2 separate regions of the Mus musculus genome follow, and region 2 is linked to region 1. A link is a contact called in ENCODE Hi-C or POLR2A ChIA-PET data. All regions are on one chromosome and are shown on one strand. Each heading gives the region's core, a stretch centred on a gene start or an enhancer-like site at or near the end of the contact. The rest is flanking DNA. Distances are from core to core; before and after follow the strand shown. Region 1 holds the start of Txlna (taxilin alpha). Region 2 holds the start of Eif3i (eukaryotic translation initiation factor 3, subunit I).

Region 1 (2,700 bases), core at 24-2,523:
AACACGTGAGTTTCTAGGACAGCCTGATCTACATAGAGAGTTACACGCCAGCCAGCTCTATAAAGCAAGACCTTATCAAACAAAACAAACTCCACACAACAAAAGAATTGAAATCACAATTGTGGGGTTTTTTTTAATGTTCTGAGCCTACACTGGCACTGCAAATCATAATGAAGAACAAAGACGAGAAAAATCTAACATTTTAAAGCAGTAACACTTGATACTTTGCAGAAAGTGGGGCAGGGGTGGTAGGGTGGGAGTTTACCAACCTGCCTAAAGCCAAACTCCCTGGCTTCAATCCCTTTCTGAGGGAGTAATTGCCAAGCTGGTGGGGTTAGAAGGCGGGGCATAAATTGCCTCAGAGAACAGCTGTGGTGTCGGAGAATGGTTCCAACCGGTTTTGGTAGGCAGCTCTGAGTTAGAAGCCAGCATAGTCAAAGATTACGTTCTAGGACACACTAGGCTACACAAAGAAACCCTGACTCAGGGGGCAAAGAAATATTTTTAAAGGATGGGTGCTGGTGTCAGGCTTCCAGCTTTGAATCTGCTATAACCACACAATATTGATGGAGCCTTAAACTATTTACCCTTTACCTGGTGGCCTTTGCCATTAGTCCAAGCCATGGGGAGGCAAAGACAGACAAAACTCTTGAGTTCAAAGCCAATTTAATCTACATAGGGAGTTCCAGGCCTGCCAAAGCCACATATAACGAGATGTTGTCTCTAACAAACAAATAGTAGTTTGTTTTATTTTAACTAGGCTTTTCTGTACTATCGTATATTTCACAGATCACTGAGTATTTTGTACTTAATCCGAGTAATTATGAGAATCAAGCTACTGGATACGAGGAAAAAACGTTTGAATTATTATAAACCTTCTATTGTAATAGAGGGGAAAAAAATGCCAGGCACATAACAAATTAGTTTACCTTTCTATCCCTCTTCCGAGTTCTCAGAGATCATAGAAAGTCATACATGTTTATAAAGGACTAATGAGTGTATGAAAAAAAAAGAAAAAAAAAAGACCAGAATGCCAAAGTTTAAGGCCAATCATAGCTTCAGTACCAGAAAAGAGGCTGACAAAAATCTCTCGACCAATGACATAATTTCGGACCCTCAGGGTATTTGGCTCCTATGCTTTTCGGTTGCATCTCGGGAGTTGTGCGGCGCCGCGAGGCATGAAGGGGCTCGTAGTTTTTCCCACTCCCGCCTCCAAAGCCGCCTTGACTTCTTTTTTCCCAGCAAGCTCCGCGCCCGCGTTTGCTGTTGATTGGCTGCGGCAGGAGAGGGCGGTCCTGTTGGCAGCAGTTACCTAGGTTTCCGGTGCTCGGCCGGAGAGGAGGACGCCGCCGGACGTCCGTGGTGAAGTATGTCTATGGGCTGTACGTGGGACGAGCTCTTCAGAGGGTCTGTGGCCCAGGACGCGTTGGCCGTAGAGGAACAACTAATTCGGGGGGTCGGGGGGAGGGCGGCCTGCCCCAGTGTTGCGCGTGCGTACTCTAGGTCTAGAGGGCGCGTGGGGTGTGGGTGGCTTCTGTGCGCGCGCGCGCGCGGGGGTCCCACGTGGGACCTGGTGGGGCGGGGAGCCGATCGGGACTGGAGCATCCCGCCACGTCAGTCTGCGGCTCTGAGCCAATCCCGCGCTCCGGCTGCCGAGAGGGAGCCGTGTGGTGCCGAGAAGTGGCATTCGGGAGAAAGGAGGCCTCTTCCTTCCCTCACTCACTCAGGGGCAGCTTCTCGGAAACCTTCCATGGGACCGTGAAATCCCGGGCGAAGACCGACCGGTCTGTTTGAAGCTTCGAGCGTCAGATTTGGGGATTTCTTATCTAGTTGTGAAGAAGAATTTTGAAGTCTAGAAAAAAAAAAGCAACTGGGTCCTTAAAGGATCTGCCCCATTTCTGGCCTTGCAGATCACAATGAAGAACCAAGACAAAAAGAATGGGCCTGCCAAACACTCCAACTCGAAGGGCAGCCCGGGGCAACGGGAAGCAGGACCGGAGGGAGCCCATGGACGACCCAGACAGACAGCTCCTGGGGCGGAAGCCGAAGGTTCCACAAGCCAGGCTCCTGGGAAGACCGAGGGTGTGTGCCAGCTCTGCTTTTCCAGTGGGCAGAGGGAGGAGTTTCTGGTACTGGTCTGTCTTCTGAGGCCAGTGTTTACCCAAGAAGAAGGAACTATAGAATGAACGATGCTCATTCTGTGTGATCCTTTTGTTTCCTGGGGAGGTGGTGAACCTTCCCACTCTTAGCCGTGGGGCGCAACCTTGGGAGCATGCTCTGACTGGTTTAAACGAAGACAGTCAAATGAAGCACCCCGTAAGCAAAGTCATATTCCCAGAGAACACTTGCCAGTGGTGGGTAATTGTCCTTCATGAGGTGCAGCGTCTGCCACATGCCAACTGCTCCTCACACAGGGGTGCTTTACACAGTTGGCTTTTATAACAAGTATGTTTGGGTGTTAGAAATACTTGTTTTATAACTAAACAAACTTAGGGTTTAAAAAAACTTAAATTGAGGCCAGGCCTAGTGTCCCTCACCATTGTCCACAGAACTCAGGAGGCAGAGGCAGACAGATCTCGGAGTTTGTGATCAGCCTGCATACTAAGTTCCAAGACAGCCAGGGCCCTGTAGAGAGAGCCTAACTCAACCGAATAAATAAATAAAACAACATTTAACCCACACCAGTGTGTTTATCTGGGC
Region 2 (2,700 bases), core at 171-2,670, 40 kb after region 1:
TATTTTCATTGCCACTTCACAACTGTAATTTTACTACAGTTATGGACTGTCACGTAAGTATCTGATATGCAGGATATCTGGTGTCAGACCCCTTGCCAGTTGTTACCCAGTTCGAGAGTCCCTGTTCTGGCTTGCACCTTCCCACGGGGGTTGGCATGGTTACAAATGCTCAGGGACCGCTCATGTGTTTGAAGACCCCTTAGAGCAAACAGAGAAACGCATTCAATGTACTCTATTGCCTTAAATGCCCTCTCCCTCGTCATGGCCAGTTCCCATCGTCCCTGCTGGTATAAGGCCTTGAGTGACAGTGTTACCCCTTCTAAGTAGCCCACTCCATGTCCTCCAGCTTCATCTCTCTGTACAGAATTCACACAGTACTATAAATATAGTACCTCTCTCCTTCCCCCTAACCCTCAGAGTAGGGCATATCTAGCTAGCTTACATAGGCAGCCATGGGCAGTTCTCGATAGCTTTCCTTATGTTCTACCCCAGGGCAAGTTGAGCCGAAAGAAAGCTCAACTTGGTGATGATGACCTTAAGAGTAGTCCTGGAGCCTGGCAGTGGTGGCGCCTTTAATCCCAGCACTCAGGAGTCAGATGCAGGCTGATCTCTGAATTCGAGGCTAGTGAGTTCAGGGTAGCCAGGGATACACAGAGAAACCCTGTCTCCAAAAACAAACAATAAGCAAAAATAGTCATTGATTGAACATGTACCCTGTACTAGGCCCAATGCTAAGTGTTTTATGTGTCTTACTTGAGTTCTTATATCAGCCCTATACAAGGGTTATCATTAAATTTTCCATTTTTTTGACGAAACAGACTCACAGAGGATAAATGACTCTTCCAGGAACTTCTAGTGAGTAAGAGATGGGCTGGGAATACGGCCGACCTATGGTGAAATTTTCAGGGGCTCGTCCGTGAGAGCTAGACGCACCTCAGTATTCCCGAAGAGAGCCTTTATCTCCTGCAACAGCTGCCAGGCCCACGTCCGCTCACGCACTTGCTCCAGGCCGGAGGAGGCTCGCTTCAGCAGCGGCTGCGTGCCACCCCACAGTGCGGCCACCAGCACCAGAGCAAGCACCTGCCCTGAAAGCAAAGGGTCAGAAAGTCACCCGGGTCCTCCTCCGGCCTCCTGCACCCTGCTGCCCGGCTCCATCTCCCTCCCTCCCTCTTCCCGCCGGGCTGTGATCGGTCGGGAGGACCCGCCCAGAGGGCGGCCGAAGTGAGACCAGGGTGCGTGGCTCAGCATTCCTGAGGCTCGGGGATGCCAGGAGACTGAGAACAGAGCTCCCGAGCCAGAGTCGGAGCCCGCGGAGGTGGGGGGCCCGGCTACCCACCCCAGGACGCCGCCATGAAAACGCCAGGCCCTTCTACTTCCGGGAGCGAGAGGGCGGAGCCCCCGCATCCGGAAGTCGTCCCTAGTCTTTTTCCGGTCCCACTCACATTGCCTCTCTCCTCGCGTCACCGCCAGGATGGTGAGTTCCAGGCGCGGCGTGCTGCCGTCGGGGGGCCTCAGTAGGCATGGGACGGGGTTCCCGGCACTGACACCCCGGTTCTGTCCCCACAGAAACCCATCCTGCTGCAGGGCCATGAGCGGTCCATCACGCAGATCAAGTATAACCGCGAAGGAGACCTTCTCTTCACCGTGGCCAAAGACCCTGTGAGCGACTGCGTGAGGGCGGGCGGCCGGGGGTCCGGGGCGGGGGGCCCGGAGGGGGCGAGTTCGCGCCGCCCGGACTGCGGGTGGACAAGGTTTACTGCCTGCGGGAGGGAAATTTTTCTGATAAGTAGGGAAAACCAACCCCATACCGCGGTAGGTTGGCGACAGCATTCCGCCAGGGAAATCTGGAAGGGAAGGGTACCTAGCCAGGGAGAAGAGAATCAGGAGACTGGAAGGGAGCCCAGGGACAGGACAGGACAGAATCAAGTGGTCTGTTCAATCCCACTTTGTTTCCTTTGGGGATTGTCTTTTGAGGCATTTGCATTGGAGGCAATAAACTGATAGTTAACAGTGGAGAGTTAAGTCGGAGCTTGAGATCTGAGCCCTAACTCCTGCTCCTACTAAGCAGTGTGACTTTGAACATGACATTTACCTTTTCTATAAACCACAGTTTTCCCTTTTAATAAAACATGGAGACTTTAATTAGCTCCCTCAGCAGAGTGAGGTCATTTCTGTAAATCGTTTTGCACTGTACCCGATGCATGTAAGTCACTTATTTTAAGTTTCATAGACATGGTTTCATTGGAGCTTCACAGCTGCCCTTTGAAGAAAGCTGTTGACAAGAGTGGGGTATCTGTCCATGGTGGCCAGCACACCTCTCCATCCTCCTGCCTCAGCCTCCTGGTCTTGGGAATACAAGTGTGTGCTACCACACACAGCCCCTCCCAGTCATTTTTTTTTTTTAATGTATGTGTGTGTAATGATTTTGTTTATTTTATGTGTATGGGTGCTTTGCTGCATTGTATGTCTACATAGCATGTGAGTGCCTGGTGCCTGTGAAGGCCAGAAGAGGATATCAAATCTCCTGGAACTGCAGATACAGATTGTTGTAAGCCATCATGTGGGTGTTGGGAATCAAACCCAAGTCATCTGGAGGAGCAGCCAGTGCTCTTTAAGCTCTGAGCCTTCTCTTCAGCTCTCCTAGCCATTTAAAGGAAGGGAGCTCTGTATTTAAGATCACACAGTGAGCTAGTGACAAAG

Evidence for each region. A loop is a pair of places that touch in the nucleus more often than their neighbours do. ChIA-PET counts read pairs that join two places held with the same protein, here RNA polymerase II (POLR2A).
Region 2: a loop to region 1 is called in a map of gastrocnemius, with 8 times the contacts of the local background. The contact joins the promoter of Eif3i here to the promoter of Txlna in region 1. A Hi-C loop is called at or near these places in 2 of 37 maps with a recorded cell type or tissue (gastrocnemius and heart). POLR2A ChIA-PET finds 5 or more read pairs at or near these places in 4 of 5 experiments (Patski and embryonic stem cell).

Annotation. Positions count from the first base shown.
Region 1 is chr4:129,639,638-129,642,337 of GRCm38, reverse strand. Txlna (taxilin alpha) reads left to right here and starts at 1,273. Exons shown (of 11, transcript NM_001199695.1): 1 at 1,273-1,367; 2 at 1,911-2,082. The coding sequence starts at 1,917.
Region 2 is chr4:129,599,368-129,602,067 of GRCm38, reverse strand. Eif3i (eukaryotic translation initiation factor 3, subunit I) reads left to right here and starts at 1,420. Exons shown (of 11, transcript NM_018799.2): 1 at 1,420-1,474; 2 at 1,567-1,659. The coding sequence starts at 1,472. It overlaps Tmem234 (transmembrane protein 234), which reads right to left and starts at 1,388. Exons shown (of 5, transcript NM_029748.3): 1 at 1,337-1,388; 2 at 934-1,085. The coding sequence starts at 1,352.